Linked DNA regions of Homo sapiens: regions 1 and 3 are each linked to region 2. Evidence: read pairs that join two places in POLR2A ChIA-PET (ENCODE). Cell type or tissue: PC-9. All regions are shown on one strand. Region 1 has its middle 12 kb from the start of BCL9L. Region 2 has its middle 14 kb from the start of CXCR5. Region 3 overlaps CBL (Cbl proto-oncogene).

Evidence for each region. Peaks named below come from ENCODE experiments on the same cell type or tissue, not always from the same donor. Only the 100,000 strongest peaks of a DNase experiment are listed, where the experiment ranks them.
Region 1: POLR2A ChIA-PET joins it to region 2 with 24 read pairs; 18 of 35 experiments call an interaction of 5 or more read pairs at or near these places.
Region 3: POLR2A ChIA-PET joins it to region 2 with 15 read pairs; 4 of 35 experiments call an interaction of 5 or more read pairs at or near these places.

What each region holds. Positions count from the first base shown.
Region 1 is chr11:118,933,937-118,941,936 of GRCh38, forward strand. No RefSeq gene overlaps it. Among named protein-coding and RNA genes, the nearest start is that of BCL9L, 12 kb to the left of the region's middle. RefSeq lists enhancers at 5,698-6,479, 6,480-7,259. In PC-9, no CTCF peak of the experiment used is centred here; a DNase peak (open chromatin) is centred at 4,745; H3K27ac peaks cover 2,126 bases.
Region 2 is chr11:118,865,941-118,873,940 of GRCh38, forward strand. No RefSeq gene overlaps it. Among named protein-coding and RNA genes, the nearest start is that of CXCR5, 14 kb to the right of the region's middle. RefSeq lists silencers at 4,121-4,170, 4,181-4,270 and enhancers at 4,701-4,780, 6,643-6,832. In PC-9, no CTCF peak of the experiment used is centred here; DNase peaks (open chromatin) are centred at 4,351 and 4,811; H3K4me3 peaks cover 1,406 bases; H3K27ac peaks cover 1,618 bases.
Region 3 is chr11:119,225,074-119,233,073 of GRCh38, forward strand. It overlaps CBL (Cbl proto-oncogene), which reads left to right. Exons shown (of 16, transcript NM_005188.4): 2 at 7,375-7,622. Among named protein-coding and RNA genes, the nearest start is that of CBL, 23 kb to the left of the region's middle. In PC-9, no CTCF peak of the experiment used is centred here; no DNase peak of the experiment used is centred here; H3K27ac peaks cover 597 bases.

The DNA.
Region 1 (8,000 bases), 68 kb after region 2:
TGTAATCCCAACACTTTGGGAGGCCGAGGTGGGTGGATCACTTGAAGTCAGGAGTTTGAGACCAGCCTGGCCAACATGGTGAAACCCCGTCTCTACTAAAAATACAAATATTAGGCAGGCGCGGTGGCTCATGCCTGTAATCCCAGCACTTTGGGAGGCCAAGGCAGGCAGATCACGAGGTCAGGAGATTGAGACCATTCTGGCCAACATGGCGAAACCCTGTCTCTGCTAAAAATACCAAAAAAAAATTAGTTGGGTGTGGTGATGCACGCCTGTAGTCCTAGCTACTCGGGAGGCTGAGGCAGGAGAATCACCTGAACCCAGGAGGCAGAGGTTGCAGTGAACCAAGATCGTGCCACTGCCCTCCAACCTGGGCTACAGAATGAGACTCCATCTCAAAAATAGGCCAACCTATTCTAACTCCTAAGGCATTTGTAATCTCAGCTCTGAAATCCCAAATCAGGAAGTGTTTTTAAAAGACATAGCTCTGCCGGGCACGGTGGCTCATGCCTGTAATCCCAGCACTTTGGGAGACCTAGGCGGGTAGATCATGAGGTCAGGAGTTTGAGACCAGCCTGGCCATTATGATGAAACCCTGTCTCTACTAAAAATACAAAAATTAGCCAGGCATGGTGGCATGCACCTGGGAGGCTGAGGCAGGAGAATCACCTGAACCTGGGAGGCGGAGGTTACAGTGAGCCAAGATCGCACCATTGCACTCCAGGCTGAGTTACAGAGCGAGACTCTGTCTCAAGAAAAAAAAAAAAAAAGACATAGCTCTGAGATAAGGGAATAAGCCCAATGCTTCTGTCTTCCTGTAGGGTCTCACAACCTCAGGAATACATCTGCTTTATCTGCAGGGACTAGGGTGCTGCTTTTTTTTTTTTTTTTTTCCCCAGAGGTGGTTGTCTCACTATATTGCCCAGCCCCAAGTTCTTATCCTTACTAGTCATTGTACAAATAATACAGGTACCTGCCTTCAAGGGGCTTATAAGATGGGGACAGTGAGAGAACAATAAAAGATGCTGAATAGGCCGGGCGCGGTGGCTCACACCTGTAATCCCAGCACTCTGGGAGCCCTAGGCAGGCAAATCACCTGAGGTCAGGAGTTCAAGGCCAGCCTGGCCAACATGGTGAAACCCCATCTCTACTTAAAATACAAAAAAAATTAGCCTGGCGTGGTGATGCACGTCTGTAATCACAGCTACTTGCGAGGCTGAGGCAGGAGAATCGCTTGAACCAGGGAGGCGAAGATTGCAGTGAGCCGAAATCACGCCACTGCACTCCGGCCTGGGAAACAGAGCAAGACTCCATCTCAAAAAAAAAAAAAAAAAAAAGATGCTGAGTAATTAAATCATATGAAGTTTATGCAGTCAGTGCAAATTGCATCCTCAGGTAGACCTGGTGGAGAAAGAGAAAACTGACCTGGAGCTGGAAAGACAGGCCAGGGACAGAGTCACACAGAGGGCTCGGTGAGGGGCAGGGAAAGAGCAAAAGCAGGATTAATGTCAATAGGAAGGGAGTGAATCTCAAAGACCAACTACCTAGTTCAAGTTCTCTTTTTTTGTTTTTTTGTTTTTTTTTTCTGAAACGGGGTCTCACTTCGTTGCCCAGGCTGGAGTGCGGTTGCCACGGCTCACTGCAGCCTCAGCCTTCCTGGGCTTGGGTGGTCCTCTCACCTCAGCCTCCTGCGTAGCTGGGACTACAGGCACGTACCACAACACCCGCTAATTTTTGTATTTTTTGTAGAGCTGGGGTTTTGCCATGTTGCCCAGGCTTGTCTCTAACTCCTGGGCTCAAGCAACCCTCCCTCCTCAGCCTCCCAAAGTGCTGGGCTTATAGGTGTGAGCCACTGTACCCAGCCTTCAAACTCTTTCTGATGGTTACCTCCCTGCCAACATCTCTGGCCAGCAGTGTATTAGCATCTTCTTCTTTTTTTTTTTTTTTTTTTTCTTGAGATGGAATTTTGCTCTGTCACCAGGCTGGAGTGGGGTGGTCTCAGCTCACTGCAACCTCGACCTCCCAGGTTCAAGCAATTCTCTTGCCTCAGCCTCCCTAGTAGCTGGGACTACAGGCGTGCGCCACCATGCCCAGCTAATTTTTGTATTTTTAGTAGAGACAAGGTGTCACCATGTTGGCCAGGATTGTCTTGATCTCTTGACCTCGTGATCCACCCGCCTGGGCTTCCAAAGTGCTGAGATTACAGGCGAGAGCCACGGCCCCTGTCCATCAGCGTCTTCTTGAACACCTTTAGTAACAGGGAGCTTACTGTTACTCCCAAGACAGCTCACTCCGTTTATGGACATCTGTTTTTCCTTCCTCAAAGCTGAACTTCATCTACCAGTGGTCTCCACGGAACTAAACTTCATTTTGAGATAATCTCTTATCTCCTGGTGGTCCGTGCACTACCTTTTGGGGGTGCACACTGTAAATCTAATTCTTCCTCCCCATGATAGCCCTTCAGGTATTTGAGCTTTAGTGGTCCCTACTCTTTCTTTTTTTTTTTTTTTCTGAGACAGAGTCTTGCTCTTGTTGCCCAGGCTGGAGTGCTGTGGCACAATCTCAGCTCACTGCAATCTCCACTTCCTGGGTTCAAGGGATTCTCCTGCGTCACCCTCCCAAGTAGCTGGGATTACAGGCGCCCGCCACCACGCCCAGCTAATTTTTATATTTATAGTAGAGACAGGGTTTCCGCATGTTGGCCAGGTTGGTCTCAAACTCCTGACCTCACGATCCACTCTTTACTTTTGCCTAAACATTCCCAGGTCACAAAACAATGGCTCCCATCATAACACCTGGCCAACTTACAATAAAGCAAGATTATCTGTCTTCTCCTTTATTCCAAATACCATATCTCCAGTAACGTGACTTAACATTGGATTTGCTCCTGGCAGTCATGTTATGCTGATGTCCCTTTTTCTTTTTTCTTTCTTTTTTTTTTTTTTTTTTGAGACAGAGTTTTGCTCTTGTTCCCCAAGCTGGAGTGCAATGGCGTGACCTCGGCTCCACTGCAAACTCCGCCTCCCAGGTTCAAGTGATTCTCCTGCCTCAGCCTCCCAAGTAGCTGGGATTGCAGGTGCACGCCACCACGCCCGGCTGATTTTTTGTATTTTTAGTGGAAACAGGGTTTCACCATGTTAGCCAGGCTGGTCTCGAACTCCCGATCTCAGGTGATCCGCCCGCCTCAGCCTCCCAAAGTGCTGGGATTACAGGCGTGAGACACCGCGCCCGGCCTGATGTCCCTTTTTCTTTTCTTTTTTTAAGACGGAGTTTCACTCTTGTTGCCCAGGCTGCAGTGCAATGGCGCGGTTGGTCTCAGCTCACCACAACCTCAGCCTCCCGGGTTCAAGCGATTCTCCTGCCTCAGCCTCCCATGTAGCTGGGATTACAGGCGCCTGCCACCATGCTCAGCTAATTTTTATATTTTTAGTAGAGACGGGGTTTCACTATGTTGGCCAGGCTGGTCTGGAACTCCTGACCTCAAGTCATCTGCCCGCCTCAGCTTCCCAAAGTGCTGGGATTACGGATGTGAGCCACCGCACCCAGCTTGATGTCCCTTTTTCTTTCTCCCTATCCCCTCTGCCCCACCAGTGCTGATGTCTTAGACTGAACTTACTAAAACCCCGGATTCTTTTTCACCTGAACTTCTTCTAAGCCATGTCTGGCCCACTGTGTATTGCTGAGGTCTTACATAGATCTCTGATCACTTTATTCTGTTAGGTTTACCTAACCATTCTATACATGGAGATGATTCTTGGATCCTTATCTTTCAATGTTTACTATCCCTCAAGGGTTATATCTGTGAAATGTGATACTATATTTTCATATAAGCTGTTAATAAAAATATTTAACAGGAAAGAGATGGAGACAAAACCCTAAAGTATGCAAATGTTCTTCCGCTTGGTACCAATCCATGTCACACTGAGAAGTAGCAAGAATAAATGGTTTTGTAGGTGGGATGGAGTCAGATCAAAATGAGCCTCAAAAGAAGAAAATAGAAAGGCTCAGAAGGTTTTTGAGTGAAGAGTGATACAAGGAACAATCTGGTATAGCAAAAAAACAAAACACTAACCCTGGAACTCAACAGATCTGGATCTGATCTACAATTCCAGGTCTATTGCTTATTAGCTGTAGAACTTTGGGCAAATTAACCGCTCTGAGCATCTGTTTCTTCTCCTGTAAAATGCGATAACAACTACCTTAGGATTTATTGTGAAGATTAAAAGAGATAGCATATATGACAAGCCTAGTACATAACAGGTGCTCAATAAATGAAGAAGAAAAATGGGAGGGTGAGGAGGAGGAGAAGAAAGTCATGCTCAGGACAGGCCCAGGTCTAGTAGTGTCTCACTCTATTGCCCAGGCTAGAGTGCAGTGGCACGATCTCGGCTCACTGGAACCTCCACCTCCCGGGTTCAAGTGATTCTCCTGCCTCAGCCTCCTGAATAGCAGGGATTACAGGCATGTGCCACCATGTCCAGGTAATTTTGTATTTTTAGTGGGGGTTTCACCATGTTGGCCAGGCTGGTCTTGAACTCCTGACCTCAAGTCATCCACCCGCCTTGGCCTCCCAAAGTGCTAGAATTACAGGCATGAGCCATGGCACCTGGCCAGGTCTGGTTTCTGAAGAGGGACTACACTTGTGGTAAACCCAAGTGGAAAGTCCACCTCTGAGGCTACTGTGAGGGCCTGAGATGACTCACTGGGGCTGGGGCTTGGTCTAGGATAATATGTATGGAATGGCAAAGGGAAGGAAGCAGATCTGAATGACATTTCCAAAGGAGAATTGATCCACCTTGGACTCAAGTGAGGTGTGGAGGATGACAGAGAGAGGAGTCACACGTAGCACCAAGGTTTTTACTCTGGGTAGTGACAGGGAAGTACGAAGGGGGTGATGGCTTGGGGAAGATGGTTCATGGTTAGTCACTGCATTAGGCATGGCAGTAGGATACCAAGTGGACATGACCAGTGAGGAGGTGAAGCGATTCGATTAGAACTTCAGAGAAAGAGAAGTCAGAGCCAAAGTTATGTTCCTGGGAAGCACCGCATGCCAGTGGTAGCTGCAGGCATTGGGTGAGGTTTCTGAGGGTGAGCTGGGAAGCGAACCAAGGACAGGACCCTGTAGGACACATCCGGAGCCATGACTTAGGGCTGGAGAAGAAACTGCCCCACACTGCTTTCCCTCCCCACCATTCTCTGCCTCCTGGTCAGAGTTGCAAAGATCAACCCAAGCTGACACCCACCCACCCACTGCATCACTGCAGACAGAAATCTGTGCAGAGCCCACTGGAATCGAAACCCTCCAGGACTCTGCTTTTCTGTCCTGATATCAGAAAGGACACAAGTTCTTGTCTAATCAACAGACCCCAGCTTGTTGCTGCAATCGTGCACTTGAAAAGGGAGAGGCAGGAGGGATGCCACAGAGAGAGATGTGGACAGAGGCAGGCAGGGACACCTTCGTGAAGAGCAGGAGAGAAACAGAAGCTGAGGGACAAAGGGGAGGGGAGCGCTGTGAGTACCTCAAAAGGCCGACTGACAGAGGAGGAGAAAAAGAGACTTAAGGAGGGGGCAGGAGAAAAGATTCGCTGGGAAGCTGATGAAGTGCAACTGAGAAAACTGTTGCCATGGTGATGGGTCCAGAGGAGGGAGTAGGAATATAAATCGGATTATGAGTTGGGGGAGTCTGTATGTGCCGAGGGTGTTCAAAACCCAGATGCTGTCCCCCCAACACCAGGCCCTCCCCACGAGATCTTCCACTGCGAGAAGCCTTTCCCAGAGGTCCTCCCCAGGCCAGGCCAAGGAATGCAGTGAGCAGAGGCACTGGAGTGGCCCAGGGCTCAGCATTCCCTCCCCTCCTCCCCCAAAGGCCCCTCAGTGATACAAAAGAGCCCTGCACCCCCACACCAGGTGCCCCTAGCCTCTTGGAGAGTCCTCTGCACAGACCCTCTTCATCAGCATCCCGAGGAGGAGAGGAGGATGTTGTTTTAAGCACCTACTTGCTATGTGGCAAGCAGCGTGTTGGGCACTTCATTCCTTGTTCATTTGGTCCCCACCAGGGCTCTGTGGGGTGGTATTACCACCTCCATTCATAGACAGGAAGCGGGTCCAGGACACAAGCTGGAAGGCCGCAGGCAGAGGGCATGTAATCCTGGCCCATCCGCTCCAAAGCCCATTCTTTTTCTCCTAGCCCTGGCCTGCCTCACATGGCCTGCTTCCCATCCCCTGCTGCCATCTCCTGCACCCTTAGGGCACAGTGGGCATCTCGGGAGCTGCTCAGCGGACAGACTAGGGTGAGGCTCTAACTCCATTCTTGGAGATGAAGGGAACTGGGGAGGCTTGAGGCAAATATGCCACAGCCAGCGAGACTCCAGGCTGGGGAGGAGGTGCAGGGCAGCGCTGAGCTCAGGGCTGGGGAAATGGGGAGGAAGGGCTGAGGTAGAGAGGCCCCGGGGGGTGGGGGGAAGCTCCAAGGCCCAGCCATTTCCGGCAGAGCAGAAACTCCCAGCATGGGCCACGTGGGGAGCTGGGGAAGCTGCAAGTCTCGGAGTGGTGAGGGAGAGCGCTGGGGGTGGGCATTTCCCTGCAGGTCCCTGCAAGTGGAAGTGGCTGGAGGGAGGAAAGAGAGGGGAGCAGTTTCCCTCCTTCGTCTTCCCTCAGGTTTCTGTACAAGTAACAGTTTTGCAAAGGGCACCAGTATCTGATGTGCATATCAAACAGGGCCTGGGGAGGCGGGAGAAGGCCAAGCTCAGGGCTGCGGCCTGGGCAGCTGTGCCAAGACCACCCCCCAACCCCAGGAGGATGGGATAGGATTCCAAAGCATTCCCACCCCTTCCCATCATACCTGGCTGTTCCTTCTGGTGACCATGAAACATCCCCCACTGTTCTCTCAGGGGACCAGCCTGAGCCACACCCCAACTTGGAAGTCCCTGTTGGGGTGGGTGGGGGGTCAGAAATGCCTGGACTCCAAGAGGGGTTAAAGGTCACAATTCTGTTGGGTCCCTTGGCCACTGGGCTGGAGAGGCCAGGTCTCTGCCCCACCTCTCCAAAGGAGGATAGGGCTCCTTCCTCCGAAGGCCTGGAGGGAAGGGCGTCCCAGGATCGGCTTGCTTTGGTGCTTCATTCATACATTCTCCTCCACCCTCCACCCTCCACCAGCATCCCAGGGAGGCCCTCCTAACCCTATTTCCCTGTGCCCATCAGAGGTTCTTTCAGACAACTAAGAAGGGGGCCCAGCAGGAGCCAAAAAGATCTAAGGAAGTGCATGGGGTGGCGGGGTCGGGGGGTTGGATCCTTCTCTTTCCTCCTCCTGCCCTCCCGAGGCCCTCTGGTCTCTTACCCTTTCACTGAGTCCTAGAACCTCCACACAGCCATTTAGTCCTTCAGCATCCTCTTGCCCAGCTTAGTCCCTCTGATTCGCATGCCCTCCAGTTTGAAGAGATTTCCAGTGACTCCTCCGACTTGCCAAATCCAAGGAGCACATTTCAGCACATCTCTTCGGTTCCCTGTGGTCCTGATGCTGCTCGCTGTGCCTCCCACAAGCATCTTCCTTGGGCACCTGGGATACTGCTCCCTCCTGGCTATTCTTTTTCCTTTTAGGGAAGTTTCTCGGTTTCCTTTGCAGTCTCCTCTTTTCCTTTGCCCATAAATGTTGGGGCTCCCCAGGCTCTGTCCTTCACCTTGTCTTCTCACTCAGCATCCACTTGCTCCTCTCCAAGGCTTCAGCTGTTGCGCCTGTGCTGACCTTTCCTGTGCTCCAGACCACACATCCAGCCACCCTCAACATACCTCCATCCGGGTGTCCTTCAGGCACGTAAATTGGCAAGTTCAAGACCCAAATATCTCCACCCAGCCCCTCGCCACAGCCTGCCCCTCCCACCCCCCACTGTGTTCTCTAGCCCCTGACGGTTCTGTCATCCACCCTGCTGCCCAAACCAGGACCTGGGAGCATCCTCCTTAACTCTGCTCCCCAAACCGCACACAACTGTCCCTGTCAAACCATC
Region 2 (8,000 bases):
GACATTTCGTGCTGAAAACCTCCAAACAATATTTTTAAGAACATGCTAAATGAAAATGTAGCTCTGCCTACTCTGCCTATGAAGTAGCCATTCTTTTATTCCTTTACTTTCTTTTTTTTTTCAAGACAGAGTCTTGCTCTGTCACCCAGGCTGGATTGCAGTGCTGCAATCTTGGCTCACTGCAACCTCCACCTCCTGAGTTCAAGAGATTCTCCTGCCTCAGCCTCCAGAGTAGCTGAGATTACAGGTGCCTGCCACCACGCCTGGCTAATTTTTGTATTTTTGGTAGAGACAGGGTTTCACCATGTTGGCCAGGCTAGTCTCAAACTCCTGACCTCAAATGACCCACCAGCCTCAGCCTCCCAAAGTGCTGGAATTACAGGTGTGAGCCACCGCACTCAGCCTATTCCTTTACTTTCTTAATAAACTTCTTTCACTTTACTCTATGGACTTGCTCTAAATTATTTCTTGTGCGAGGTCCAAGAACCCTCTCTTGAGGTCTGGATTGGGACCCCTTTCCAGTAACGTCTTCCTGGCTAACCATGAGGGGATTATACTGGGGAGACCCCAACCCAAAGGAAATAGACTTCAGCACTAATTGGCTGACTTTGGAGTCAAGAAAACTTTTATTTTGAGCTATTGACAGCTTCTAACAATTGAGTAAACACCTGTGAACAAAATTTGGAGCATATTTGTTTTTCTTTCTGATTTTGTCAGAATTTGGACACTATTTGTGAGTATTCTTAACTTATGGCAATATGGTTATTTGCATAAGTGCAATAAGAACATTTTCTTTTGCAACAGGACACAATTGGAGAAACTGGTTATTTTACCAAGGCTTTGAATGGAATGATGCGCTTTCCTTTAAGGAATCAAACTTGACTTATAGAGGCAATAAAGCCCCTTGGGAAAACTGGCCATGTGCCTTGTCTGCACAGTCCTTATACAGGGTTTCTGACCTGTGGTAAATAAAGAATGTCACTTTCTGACAGGCCCAGGAGCCCCAAGTTATCTCGGGACCTCAAGAGGAAAGGAATTTATGCAACTCCTATAGGTGTTTGACAGTACAAACCCATGGCTAGGCTTGGCTTTTAAAAAGGTATTATCTGAGATTCTTTTTATGGAAGAAAGTTCCATCAAAGTCAATTATAAAAATCCTATGTGAAAAATAATTATTCTTGCTGCACTTTATACAAATGATCAGACTGAATATAATAAAGCAAATTGGTCTTACCGTGATTTTTCTTTAGTAAAAACGGGAGACTGGAGAAAAAAAAATATGTTTCAGTAACTGTGGTACACCTGTTACTAGATTCTAGTCTTATCAGTTGTTTTTGAGCTTGTTTTCTGCAATTTAGACTCACCTGCTTATTGCTGTGAACCAATCAGTGATCTCTGACTGCAGCTCAGATGAAACAAGAGGGATGAGTAATGTAAAAATCCGGATCAATATTCTAATTCTAGGCACATATTGGAATCAGCTAGCAACCCACATCCACTTGGTTTCCAACAATTGCCCAGTTCATGGAAAGCCCAGGCTGCAGGGCAATGGCACGATCTCGGCTTACCGCAACCTCCGTCTCCCAGGTTTAAGTGATTCTCCTCCCTCAACCTCCCAAGTAGCTGGGATAGCAGGCATGCGCCACCAGGCCCAGCTAATTTTGTATTTTTAGTAGAGACGGGGTTTCTCCATGTTGGTAGGGCTGGTCTCAAACTCCCGACCTCAGGTGATCCGCCCGCCTTGGCCTCCCAAAGTGCTGGGGTTACAGGTGTGAGCCACCACGCCCAGCTGGAAAGCCTTCTTATTTAGTTTACTTGGGATAATTTTGTAGGAGGATCACTTGAGCTCAGGAGTTCAAGGCTGCACTGAGCTATGATCATGCCACTGCACTCCAGCCTGGGTGACAGAGTGAGACCCTGTCTCAAAAAAAAAAAAAACTATATATCTACATATATATATATAATAAAGAAAAAAGATGATGGACAAAGTTATATTAGTTCCCATCACAACATTATGACTGATTTTCCCCACTATTTTCCAATTATATGTAATGTTGATTCTAAAATAAAATAAAATGTTAACTTACTGAAATATGAATAATATATCCTTCATATAAAAAGAAAGCAGGCTGGGCACAGTGGCTCACGCCTATAATCCTAGCACTTTGGGAGGCCAAGGTGGGTGGATCACTTGAGGTCAGGAGTTCAAGACTAGCCTGGCAAACATGGTGAAACCCCATCTCTACTTAAAAATACATAAAATTAGCTGGGCGTGGTGGCGTAAGCCTGTAATCCCAACTACTTGGGAGGCTGAGGCAGGAGAATTGCTTGAACCTGGTAGGCGGAGGTTGCAGTGAGCTGAGATCGTACCACTGCACTCCAGCCTGGGTGACAGAGAGAGATTCCATCTCAAAAAAAGAAAGAAAAAGAAAGCAAAACTGGCCAGGTGTGGTGGCTCATGCCTGTAATCCCAGCAGTTTGGGAGACCAAGGCAGGCAGATCATGAGGTCAAGAGATTGAGACCATCCTGGCCAACATGGTGAAACCCTGTCTTTACTAAAAAAAAAAAAAAAAAAAAAAAAAATTAGCTGGGCATGGTGACACGCATTTGTAGACCTACCTACTCTGGAGGCTGAGGAGGAGAATCCCTTAAACCTGGGAGGCAGAGGTCACAGTGAGCCGAGATCTCGCCACTGGACTCTAGCCTGGTGACAGAGCAAAACTTGTCTCAAAAAAAAAAAAAAAAAGAAAGAAAGCAAAACTATACATTTTCCTTTTTTTACAATTTTTTTTCATGCTTCACTCTGTCACAATCAGGGCTCACTGCAGTCTTGAACACCTGGGCTCAAGCAATTGTCCCACCTCAGCCTCACAAGTAGCTGGCTGGGACTACAGGTGTGCGTCACTATGCCCAGCTAATTTGTTTGTTTGGTTTCTTTTTTTAGTAGAGACCGGTCTTCCTATGTTGCCCAAGCTGGTCTCAAATTCCTGGGCTCAAGTAATCCTCCTGCCTTGTCTTGCTAAAGTGCTGGGATTATAGAAGTGAGCCACCACACCTGGCCAACTTTATCTTTTGTATAGTGCATAGAACAGTCCCCACCAAAGGGCTTCTACTGCAAAGTCATTTACAAAAACAATGGGTAAATATTATTTTTTAATTTAGGCCAGGCGAGGTGGTTCACACCTGTATTCCCAGCACTTTAGGAGGCCGAGGCGGGCCGATCACCTGAGATCGGGAGTTTGAGACCAGCCTGACCAACATGGAGAAACCCCATCTCTACTAAAAATACAAAATTAGTTGGGTGTAGTGGCACATGCCTGTAATCCCAGCTACTGGGGAGGCTGAGGCAGGAGAATCGCTTGAACTGGGGAGGCGGAGGCTGCAGTGAGCCGAGATCGTGCCATTGCACTCCAGCCTGGGCAACAAGAGCGAAACTCTATCTCAAAAAAAAAAATAATAATAACAATTATTAAATTTAAAAATATTTTAACTTAAAAATATTATGTAATTAGATTTTTTTTTAATGCTGGAAGAAGCTTTCATTAACAGTTACAAGCCAGGCACAGTGGCTCATGCCTGTAATCCCAGCACTTTGGGAGGCCGAGTCGGGTGGATCACTTGATGTCAGGAGTTTGAGACCAGCCTGACCAACATGGTGAAACCCTGTATCTACTAAAAATACAAAAAAATTAGCCAGGCATGGTGGCGGGCACCTGTAATCCCAGCTACCTGCGAGGCCGACGCAAAAGAATTGCTTGAACCGGGATGGCGCCACTGCACTCCAGCTTGGGCAACAGAGTGAGACTCTGTCTCAAAAAAAAAAAAAATTGGTTACAGATTACACCTTGTTTTCTTTAAAGCCTTTAAAGAAAGTGTAATCTGTAACTATTAATAAAAGCTTCCCAAACAACGAAACTGTTTACTTTCCCGCGCAGGCTCAGGTTGCCTCCAGCTAAACACAAATGTGGGGGCTGGAGAAAGGCCTGGAGAGCTCCCAGCGCCCTCTGAGACATGGCTCCAGGTCACACAGCCCAAAGCCTTGGCCTGTTTTGTACGTGGACGGGGCAAAGAGAACACCCTCGCCGCTTCTCTCTGCCTTTAGCAGGGCTGTAGGAAACCCCCACCAGAGACCTCCAGCTTGGAGAGGAAAGAGTGGAACAGCCCTCTGGAAGCAAGTTACCCACAGGTTTAGTTTGCCTGGAGAGAAACAGGCCGGAGAGAGACTGCGGCCTCCCTAGGGTCTTCTGACGGCAAATTCCTCCAGCTCAGTGGCTGCTGGGCAGCAGCACAGCCGGTTTCTCTCAAGGGCACACCCCACACACCGCGTCACTGTGCACTAGCCTCAGATGACAGACAAGCCTTTCACAAGACTTTTGTGGCACTGTTCATTTCTGAGACCTTCTCTATGATGAGCTCAAACTGCTTACCTCAGAGAAGAAACTGCGTGCACAGAAAGCTGCTGAGGCCAGCTTGGGGCCCCTTCTTTCCTGTCCCTGGGCACTTCCCTGGCTGCTCTCTTTCCCCACTGCCCAGCCCAAGGAGTCCCCTCTGCAGCTGACCCGGGTTCAGCCTCCAGAACAGCGAGTTCCACAGCCCTGAAGCCTGGCCATCGTCCCTTTTCTGGACACTGGACTGGTTCATAGGGCTCAGTGCCCTGCGGCTTTCTCCTCCCCACCACAGGCCTGGGAGGGGCAAGAAGCACCAGTTTGTTTTCTGGGTCAGCCTGCAGCAAAGAGCGACTGCCCTCACCGACAAGCTGAGCCTCTCTCCCAGCAGCACCCCCACAGTAGCCAGCAGGGGACCCTGGAGGATCGTGGAGCTGGATCACCACCCAGAAGACATGAATTCCTCTTGTCCAGAGGCAGAACAACAGCAACAGCAGCCACTTATGCTCCTGTAGTTTCCAGAGCACCTTGCTTAATCGGAAGTAGGATGTTACACTCCAGAGACTACTGATTTACATATCACACATGTGCTCATCCATCCATTCACCAAACCTCTGTTGACTGCTCGCGCTGCCCTGCGTTCCTGGCACTGTGCAGGGTTATAATCTAGTAGGAAAGACCTGACAAGGTCACAGATGTCAGTACTGAAAGGAAGAGTAGGGTAGATGGCCACCCCACCCCCACCCCAACCTCAAAAAAGAGACTAAAAAATTACTGTCACTTGTGTAATTCATCAACAAACTTTACTGAGCACCTAATAGGCACTGAGTGTTTTCGTGTATTGATCACGCATTGATCCTCACAATAACCTTTGAGATGGGTTGTGCCATTTACACAGGGCGAAGAAGAGAGACTGGCCACTGTCACACAGCTACTGATATCCAAGCTGAGATCCAAAGCTCCTCTGCTTCTCCTGATGAGAATGAGCACCACAGGCAGGCCACAGAAAAACACCCAGGAGAGCCAAACTCAGACCCACCCCAGATTTCCCACCCCACCCTCCACTGGCTCCAACCTCACTCCCTCTTCATTCATTCAGCCAGTCTGTCAAACACAGTTATTGTACTCCTGTGGGGTGCAAAGCTCTTGAGGAAAGGGGAGGAAGGAAGAATCATAAATGGCTTTGTCACCCAAAGGCTGTGATATGGGCTTAGTGCGGAAATTAGAGTATCACTTATCAGCGTTGGGGCTGCCAGGGTTCAAAAAATACAGGTTAAGGGTGCCCGATCTCACCTTTGCGTTGTGGGTGGCCGGGGCGCAACGGTTTAACCTTGAATTTAGCAGGAGTCTCTTTGTACGAGAAAAGGGGCACCTGAGAATGGGCCCTTGAGGAGTAATTTAGGCTTTTCGGTCAATCCAGAGGAATATTATGGGAAAGGGCCGCGCCCGAATTCCCAGGAACTGGAGAAATCTTTAAGCAGAGGGGGTGGAGGGCACCAAAAAGAGGGAACGCTACTGGGGTTCAACTGGCTGGAGGACAGTGCACCCCCAATGGGGGAACCAAGAAATAAATTTGGGAAAAAACAGTAGACAATCTATAAAATTTTTTTTTTTTTTTTTTGAGACGGAGTCTCGCTCTGTCACCCAGGCTGGAGTGCAGTGGCGCGATCTCGGCTCACTGCAATCTCTGCCTCCTGGGTTCAAGCAATTCTCCTGCCTCAGCCTCCTGAGTAGCTGGGACTACAGGCATGCACCACCATGCCTGGCTAATTATTGTATTTTTAGTAGAGACGGGGGTTTCACCATGTTGGCCAGGCTGGTCTCGATCTCTTGACCTCGTGATCCGCCCACCTCGGCCTCCCAAAGTGCTGGGATTACAAGCATGAGCCACCGCGCCCGGCTGACATTCTATAAATATTTATATCTGGGAAACAAAAGCGGGGAATTGGGGCCAGGTTACAGAGGACATAAACTGTGGCACCAGGGTTGGCACTTGCTTCTCTGTTCACAAGAGCCGTTGGCGGGATTTCCCATTGTCCCCCTTGGGTAGGTAAGGCCAGGTGGCTGCTCCATCTCTGCCACCTCCAGCGCCGGTCCCACTGTGTCAGCAGCCCTGTCCCCTACTGCTGTGTCATCAATTACTCTCAGGTGCCTGGCCCCCACCCAGTGGCCCCCACCTTGCAGCCCCGAAGGCTTCCTTCCTGGGGCAGCAGGGCCGAGTCATTTGGAAACCTCTCTCGGAGGAGCTCCGTGATCAAGGTGCAGATGCGGCAGGTGGGCCGGCCTCAATCATGTCTCCAATTGCGACGGTGAATGCGGTGAGGAGTTTCGTTGGCCCATCACCTCTGCCTTGGGCCTGGCTCACTTTCACTGCTGAGTTAGTTCCACGGCCGCCTTTGATGATGCCGCTTCAGCATCTTTTTTCTTCGGCGTTTCCTGCTCCTTTGTTTTCAAGGTCACTCTGTCCTGCCTGCCCCACTCTGGGCCACCCAAGGCCAAGCCTCTAAGCTCCGCGTTGCTGACCACAGTTCTTCACACTAGCCTCACTGCGAGGCTCCGTCCAGACTGAACATGGGGAAGATGAACCTTTCACCATTTGATGTCTTGAGCTTCTCCTCTAGAACAAGCAGGCTAGCTGCCCTGCTCAGGGCCGGCTCATCTCTTTCTCCCTGGAGGACAGAGCTCTGGGCCCTGAGTCAGAACTAGCTGGGGTTCCTCACTAACTGGGTAGACTTATATGATGCATGAGACCTATAGACTCTTACTTAGTTTTCTCAGAAATAACATAGGCCAAGAACGCCTGCTTGCCTGTCTCCACAGGCTGGGATGAGGCCCTTATGAGACCAAGAATGGGAGAGGGCTTCATAAACTGTAAATTAATCTGGGAGCATTACAGTCATGGTTATTAGTTTACAGAGATTGAGTTCACGTTGTTATTTGCTCTCTTAGCACCCTGTTCTTTTTCTTCATAGCACTTTCACATTTTCTAATGATATTATAAGTTATTATTATTACTAAGCACGTAGTTTATGGGTCTAATGCCTCCCTCCTCACCAGGGTATAAGCTACCGCAGAGTGGAAGCCATGCTTCATTTTGTTTCTCATCACTCTGCCAGCACCTGGTTCAGAGCCTGTAATGTTGTGGGGGTTTAAGGAATACTAACGATAAACTGGTGAGTTATTTGAGGACCCACGACCATCCTCGCAAGAGACTTTTGTTAGGCCAGTCTGTCTTGTCCACTGCTGAAGCCTGGCATTTGGTAAGCCATTCATACCTGTTTTTTGGAAGTTGAGATGAATACACCTTAGCCGGGTGTGGTGTCTCACACCTGTTATCCCAGCACTTTGGGAGGCCGAGGACGATGGATCACCTGAGGTCAGGAGTTCGAGACTAGCCTGGCCAACATGGTGAAACCCCATCTCCACTAAAAAAAAATACAAAAATTAGCCAGGCATGTTAGCCCACCTGTAGTCCCAGCTACTCGGGAGACTGAGGCAGGGGAATCGCTTGAACCCAGGAGGCAGAGGTTACAGTGAGCCAAGATCTTGCCACTGCACTCTAACCTGGGTGAGGAGAGCGAGACTCCATCAAAAAAAAAAAAGAGAAAGAAAGA
Region 3 (8,000 bases), 360 kb after region 2:
GCGCGCGCTTGTATGTATGCATGTATTTATTTATTTATTTGAGACAGAGTCTTGCTCTGTTGCCCAGGCTATGAGTGCAGTGGCGTGATCTCGGCTCACTGCAACCTCCACCTCCCGGGTTCATGCAATTCTCCTGTCTCAGCCTCCCCAGTAGCTGGGACTACAGGTGCATGCCACCATGCCTGGCTAATTTTTGTATTTTTAGTAGAAACGGGGTTTCATCATGTTGGTCAGGCTGGTCTCCAACTCCTGACGTCAGGTGATTCTCCCGCCTTGGCCTCCCAAAGTGCTGGGATTACAGGTGTGAGTTACTGTGCCTGGCCTTATGTTTTGTTTTTGTTTGGAGACAGGGTCTCATTCTGTCCTACAGGCTGGAGTGTGGTGATGCAGTCTTGGTTCACTGCAGCCTCAGCCTCCTAGGCTCAATTGATCTTTTCACCTCAGCATCCCAAGTAGTTGGGACTACAGGCATGTGCACCACATCCAGTTAATTTTTGGTATTTTTTGTAGAGATAGGGTTTTGCCATGTTGTCCAGGCTAGTCTTGAACTCCTAGGCTCAAGCGATCTGCCCACCTCAGCGTCAGCTTCAGCTCCCAAGGTTCTGGGATTACAGATGTAAGACACCGTATCCAGCCAATATAAATATTTTCTTTTTTTTTTTTTTTTTTTTGAGACAGAGTTTCGTTCTTGTTGCCCATGCTAGAGTGCAAAGGTGCTACCTCAGCTCGCTGCAACCTCCGCCTCCCGGGTTCAACCGATTCTTCTGCCTCAGCCTCCCGAGTAGCTAGGATTACCGGCATGTGCCACCACGCTTGGCTAATTTTTTGTGTTTTTAGTAGAGACGGGGTTTCACCATGTCGGCCAGGCTGGTCTCAAACTCCTGACCTCAGGTAATCCACCTGCCTTGGCCTCCCAAAGTGCTGGGATTACAGGCATGAGCCACCGCATCTGGCCTAAATATTTTCATTGGGAGCTGTACTTGGTACTTGGTTTGAACCTTTTAAGGGCTGGATTCTGTAGCTTTTGCAGATTGTTGGTCACCCAATTCTTGTGTTACCTGCTGCTGCCTTTTCTCTATTTCTTGGTTACCAGAGACCATGCAGGACTGGGACAGTAGTTGTGTTATGGGCCCAAATGATAGGACTAATGCTACCAGGTTCTGGGAATCATCAAAGGGTGATATGAGGTCCACTATTCTGTCTTTAGTAGGTAATTCTTGCCTCCCCTGCATATAAGCCACTCAGATGGTGTGGAAATGAGAAGGGGAGCTAACATTTATTGAATGCGATTTTTTTGGAAACTGTGCAATCCTTTTATGCAAATTTTATTATGAGGCATTATCTTTGATTTTGTGGTTAAAAGAACTAAGGCTCAGAGGTTAAGAAATTTACTCAACTTAAATGACTGAAACAGGACATTTTTTTTTTTGAGATGGGGTCTGTGGCATGTCTCAGCTCACTGCAACCTCCTCCTTCTGGGTTCAAGCAATTCTCTTGCCTCAGCCTCCTGAGTAGCTGGGACTCCAGGTGTGTGCCACCATGCCTGGCTGATTTTCGCATTTTTCATAGAGACGGAATTTCACCATGTTGGCCAGGCTGGTCTTGAACTCCTGACCTCAAGTGATCTGCCTACCTCAGCCTCCCAAAGTGCTGGGATTACAGGCATGAGCCACCACGCCCCGCCTGAAGCAAGACATTTTGATATGGCTATTTGATTCAATCTGGTCAAAGTACTAAAATGTTATTTAGTCCTTTAAAAATTTAATTGAAAACTTAAAAACTTATAGCTTAGGCTTTAGCATAATGTCTCTTTGGTGACTTCCTTACCTGTTCCACAAATCTCTCTCATTACCTTCTCCACCTTGTTCACTATGCTTTAATCTCACTGACCTTTCTATTCTTCAAACAAATCTCAACCACTTACCACTTTAAGACCATTGAAGTACAATGGTTTGATGGTACGGTGGTTTGATTTGGGATTTTTCGACTTTATGATGGTGCAAAAGTGATAGCTATTCAGTGGAAACTGCGCTTTGAATATCCATATAACCATTCTGCCATTCTGTTTTCACTTTTAGTACAGTATTCAATAAATTACATCAGTTATTCAGCACTTTATAATAAAGTAGTAGGCTTTGTGTTAAGATGATTTTGCCCAACTCTAGGCTACTGTGTTATGAACATGTTTAAGGTAGGCTAGCTAAGCTATGATGTTTGGTAGGCTAAGTATATTAAATATACTATTGACTTATGATACCTTCAACTTAGGATAGGTTTATTGGAATGTAACTCCATTGTAAATTGAGGAACATCTGTAGTTGTTCGCTCTTTTTGGGCTACTCTTCTGCTGTAGCTGGCTTTTTTCTCTAATTTCAACTCTTAGCCTCAATGTCGCATCAGAAAAGCCTTATCTACTAGTCACCCAGCACTTTCTTATCATATTAGCCTATTTTAATTCTATAGTGAACCTTATAATTTTCTTTTTTTTTTTTTTATGACGGAGTTTTGCTCTTGTTGCCCAGGCTGGAGTGCAATGGTGCGATCTTGGCTCAACGCAACCTCTGCCTCCCGGGTTCAAGCAATTCTCCTGCCTCAGCCTCCCAAGTAGCTGGGATTACAGGCATGGGCCACCACGCCTGGCTAATTTTGTATTTTTATTCCAGACAGGATTTCTCCATGTTGGTCAGGCTGGTGTCGAACTCCTGACCTCAGGTGATCCACCTGCCTTGGCCTCCCAAAGTGCTGGGATTACAGGCGTGAGCCACCGCGCCCCGCAAACCTTATAATTTTCTTGTTGAATTCATTTTTATTGTTTTATTGCTTGATTCCTCTCACATTCAGATACCTTGTCTTTTTACTTCTGTGTCCCTGTGCCTGACACATATTTGTTGAATGAATATGTTGAGAAAAATAAAAACTGGTACAACCTTTAACTTACAGCCTCCATATGTACAAATTGGTCTCTGTCTGAACCTATGCTCACTCTTTTTTTTTTTTCCTATTCTAGGAGGCGTCCTCTTCTTTTAAAATATATGTATTTTAATGTATTCTCTTTTTTTTGAGATAGAGTCTCATTCCGTTGCCCAGGCTAGAATATGGTGGTGTGATCTTGGCTGACTGCAACCTCCGCCTCAAGCGGCCCTCCCACCTCAGCCTCCTGAGTGACTGGGACCACAGGTGCCCACCACCATGTCTACTTAATGTTTTTTTATATGTTTTTGTAGAGATGGGGTTTTGCAATGTTGTCCAGGCTGAATTTTAATTTTTTAGAAATAGACACAAAGCATTTTGGGAGGTCGAGGTGGGCGGATCACCAGAGTTCAGGAGTTTGAGACCAGCCTGGCCAACATGGTGAAACCCTGTCTCTACTAAAAATACAAAAATTAGCCGGGCATGGTGGCGCATGCCAGTAATCCCAGCTACTTGGGAGGCTGAGCCAGAAGAATCACTTGAACCTGGGAAGCGGAGGTTGCAGTGAGCTGAGATCGCACCATTGCACTCCAGCCTGAGCGACAAGAGCAAAACTCCATCTCAAAAAAAAAAAAAAGGAAATAGGGACAAGGTCTTGCCATGTGGCCCAGGCTGGAGTGCAGTGGCTGTTCACAGGCATGATCATAGTACACTGCAGCCTCAGACTCTTGGACTCACTCAAGCAATCCTTCTGCTTCAACCTCTGGAGTAGCTGAGACTTACACCCACACCACCACCACTCCTAGCTAATTCCTTCTCTCTCTCTCTCTCTTTTTTTTTTTTGGAGACGTGGTTTCGCTCTTGTCCCCCAGGCTGGAGTGCAGTGGCGTGGTCTTGGCTCACTGCAAACTTTGCTTCCCGGGTTCAAGTGATTCTCCTGCCTCAGCCTCCCAAGTAGCCGGGATTACAGGTGCCTGCCACCATGCCTGGCTAATTTTTTTTGTATTTTTTAGTAGAGACAGGGTTTCACCATGTTGGCCAGTTGTCACTTATCTCCTTTTCTCTTCTGGATCTTTCTTAATATAAAGCATGTTTAGTTTTCAGTTTTTGCTAGATCTTAATCTCTAGTTACAGTGTCGGTCTTCCCCACTTCCTTCCACAGACTAACATAGGAAACTACAATTTTAATATTTTTGTTGTGAAATGTAGTCTGTTTATAAATACCTGACTTACTTTTGGAATGTAGCACTTGTAAACTGGGAACTGTCTGTATTTGTTTTATTAATATGAGTTATTAACTCTGTTGTACTTAGAATATAGTTATCTTCCGAGGTGGAGTCTTTTTTCCCTGGCCATGTTCTTCCCTTTTGACTTGAACACTTGATAAGAATGAAGAGCTTTCTAAAATGCTGTGAAAATATTCATGAACCAAATGTTTTTGTTGATTCAGCTTGTCTTTGTTTGCTAGGCTTATATATGGGGCTAGCTGGATGTGGTGGCATGAGCCTTTAATCCCGGCTATTCAGGCAGTTTAGGCAGGAGGGTTGCTTGAATCCAGGAGTTCGAGGTTGTGGTGAGCTATGATTGAGCTCCAGCCTGAGAGACAGAGGGAGTCTTTTTCTCAAAAACAACAACAACAACAACAAAAAACAAAAACTTAAGAAAACAAGAGTTCAAGAAATGTTGTATTGAGAATGATGTATTTAGTTTTACAATTTTCATATTATCATTTGAAGAGTTGTGTTTTGTTTTTTTTTTTTCTTGAGACCAGAATCTTGCTGTGGCCCAGGCTGGAGGGCAGTGGCATGGTCTTGGCTCACTGCAACTTCCACCTCCTGGGTTCAAGTGATTCTCCTGCCTCAGCCTCCCGAGTAGCTGGAATTACAGGCATGTGCCACCATGTCCGGCTAATTTTTGAAGAATTCTTGATCATTAGTCATTAAACAGGAATTTATCCTAAGGAAATAATCTGATGTATAGAAGAATGAAATATCCAAGCACGTTCATCACTGTGATGTTGCAGTAGTAAAGACTTGAAAACAAAAGAAATGTTAAAGTTGGGGGGAGATGGTTAAGATATGTTATTGTCTATCCATAGACTAGAATTATTTAAATATCTCAAAAAAGTTTATAATGAGCTTTCGGTGACACAAGAAAATAGGTTTTTGTTTTTTGTTTTTTTTTTTGAGACGGAGTCTTGCTCTGTCACCCAGGCTGGAGTGCAGTGGCGCGATCTCGGCTCACTGCAAGCTCCGCCTCCTGGGTTCACACCATTCTCCTGCCTCAGCCTCTCCGAGTAGCTGGGACTACAGGCGCCCGCCACCACGCCCGGCTAATTTTTAGTATTTTTAGTAGAGACGGGGTTTCACCGTGGTCTGGATCTCCTGACCTCGTGATCCGCCCGCCTCAGCCTCCCAAAGTGCTGGGATTACAAGCGTGAGCCACCGCGCCCGGCCTGAAAATAGGTATTTTTAAATGTGAAATAAAAACGAGAATGTCAGGCTTATGCTTCCATTAATGTTAGCTTAGGTTGTTTTGAACCAAATATACTGCTAATAGCAAGAAAACTTAGAAGACATAGAATTGTTATCAAGACAGTGAGAAATTATGCCAAATTTGGGAAGTTGAGGAGAGCTGTGAGAAATTTATTTTCATGTAATGTGTAAGGGATCTAGTTTTATTTTTTCTCATATGGATAACAAAGTTTTCAATAGTTTTTCTTTTGTATTCTTGATTTGTAATGTCACCGCTGATACTGAATTTCCTTGTGTGCATGTGTGAGTCTGTTTCTGGACTTTCTGTTCCACTAGTTTGTCCACAGAAAAGTCCATGTAAATAGAAAGCACAAACAAGTTGTTAGGAATAAATCCAAATTTATTTGTATGACAAACACAAAATGGACTAAACTTACCAGTTAGAAAACAATGATTGTTACATTGGATTTTTAAATTCTATCTATATGATCTTTAAAAGAAACACTTAAAACATAACTCAGAAAAGTTGAAAGTGAAAGATGGTACAAAGAATTGCCAGGCAAATTCTGAGAGTCCAAATGTAGGACTCTCAGCTCTATGCTTTACTGGGTCCAAGGCCTCTCTGTTCCTGTTCCTCAAGCGGTTGTTAAAACTCAAACCCCAGGTTGGGTGCGGTGGCTCATGCCTGTAATCCCAGCACTTTGGAAGGCTGAGGCTGGCAGATCACCTAAGGTCAGGCATTCGAGACCAGCCTGGCCAACATGGCGAAACCCCATCTCTACTAAAAATATGAAAATTAGCTGGGTGTGATGGTGGCCGCCTGTAATCCCAGCTACTTGGGAGGCTGAATGAGATAGGAGAATTGCTTGAACCTGGGAGGCAGCAGCTGCAGTGAGCTGAGATTGCACCATTGCACTCTAGCCTGGGCAAAAAGAGCAAAACTCCATCTCAAAAACAAAAAACAAACAAAGGGCCTGTAATCCCAGCAAAGTGCTGTAATCCCAGCACTTTGGGAGGCTGAGGCCAGTGGATCATGAGGTCAGGAGTTTGAGACCAGGCTGACCAACATGGAGAAACCCTGTCTCTACCAAAAATACAAAATTAGCCGGGCATGGTGGTGCATGCCTATAATCCCAGCTACTCAGGAGGCTGAGGCAGGAGAATCGCTTGAACCCGGGAGGCGGAGGTTGCGGTGAGCCAAGATCACACCATTGCACTCTAGCCTGGGCAAGAAGAGTGAAACTCTGTCTCAAAAAACAAACAAACAAACAAAGCTCAAGACCCTAGAGTACAGAGATTTACCTCCCAGGGCAGTCATGTCCTTTATTTCTGTCCCTGGGAATTTTCTTTAGTTTATTATAGGGGTCAGGCTGGACACAGTGGCTCAGGGCTGTAATCCCAGTGTTTTGGGAGGCTGAGGCAGGTGGCATCGTTTGAGCTCAGGAGTTTGGGTCTAGCCTGGGCAACATGTCTCTAAAAAAAAAAAAAACAACAATTAGCTGGGTGTGGTTATGCATGGCCGTAGTCCCAGCTACCCAGGAGGCTGAAGTGGGAGGATCACCTGAATCTGGGGGTTTGAGGCTGCACTGAGTCGTGGTTGCTCCACTCCACTCCAACCGTGAGACCCTAAAAAATAAATAAATAAATAAAAATATTGTGGGGATCAGCAGTATATTTAAAAGTAATTTGCCATATTTCATCTAGCATGTTTTAGGGATTTATGTGGATGTTTTCCCCTAGTTGTTTGTTCTGTGTGTTATCTGTACCATTAGTCTCTCAAACGGATTTAAAAACACATTCTTCTGGGGGACCACTAAAAATTTTAAAATGGTTGCCTGTGGGCAATGGGGTTATGGATCTGCTTCTTATATTCTCATGTATTTTTCATATTTTGCAAAAGAGCACATATTTCATAACTTTCTTAAACTTAAAAAAGGGAGCTGTCCTTAAAATTCTCCAAGTAATAGCCCTTCTTTTTCATTTGTTGCAGGTGGTGCGGTTGTGTCAGAACCCAAAGCTGGCGCTAAAGAATAGCCCACCTTATATCTTAGACCTGCTACCAGATACCTACCAGCATCTCCGTACTATCTTGTCAAGATATGAGGGGAAGATGGAGACACTTGGAGAAAATGAGTATTTTAGGGTGTTTATGGAGAATTTGATGAAGAAAACTAAGCAAACCATAAGCCTCTTCAAGGAGGGAAAAGAAAGAATGTATGAGGAGAATTCTCAGCCTAGGTAATGGAGAAATACTACACAAATAATTATGCAGGTCTGTGACTGCCTGAATGGGTAACACATAGAAGTAGTTGAGTTGGTTTTAATTTTATGTTAGTAGGAATGGAAAGTTGACATTTGATTTAAAGGTATAGTTTATATAAAAGGTTGCCATGGATGACGTTGTACTATCCCTAACTCTGATTGATTTGCTTACCTCTGAAAAATCATTTACTGATAGTAATGAAAATGAGTTGGAGGCAGTAGGTCCTTTGGAGAACCTGAAGATCATGAAAGTTTGTGGGCAGGTGGGAGTTTGGAAGAAAGAAGACTGGGGTTAAGTGGAGTTTGGGAGTAAATAAGAGGCCGATCTTGCCAAAAGCTGTAGCATATTAGGTA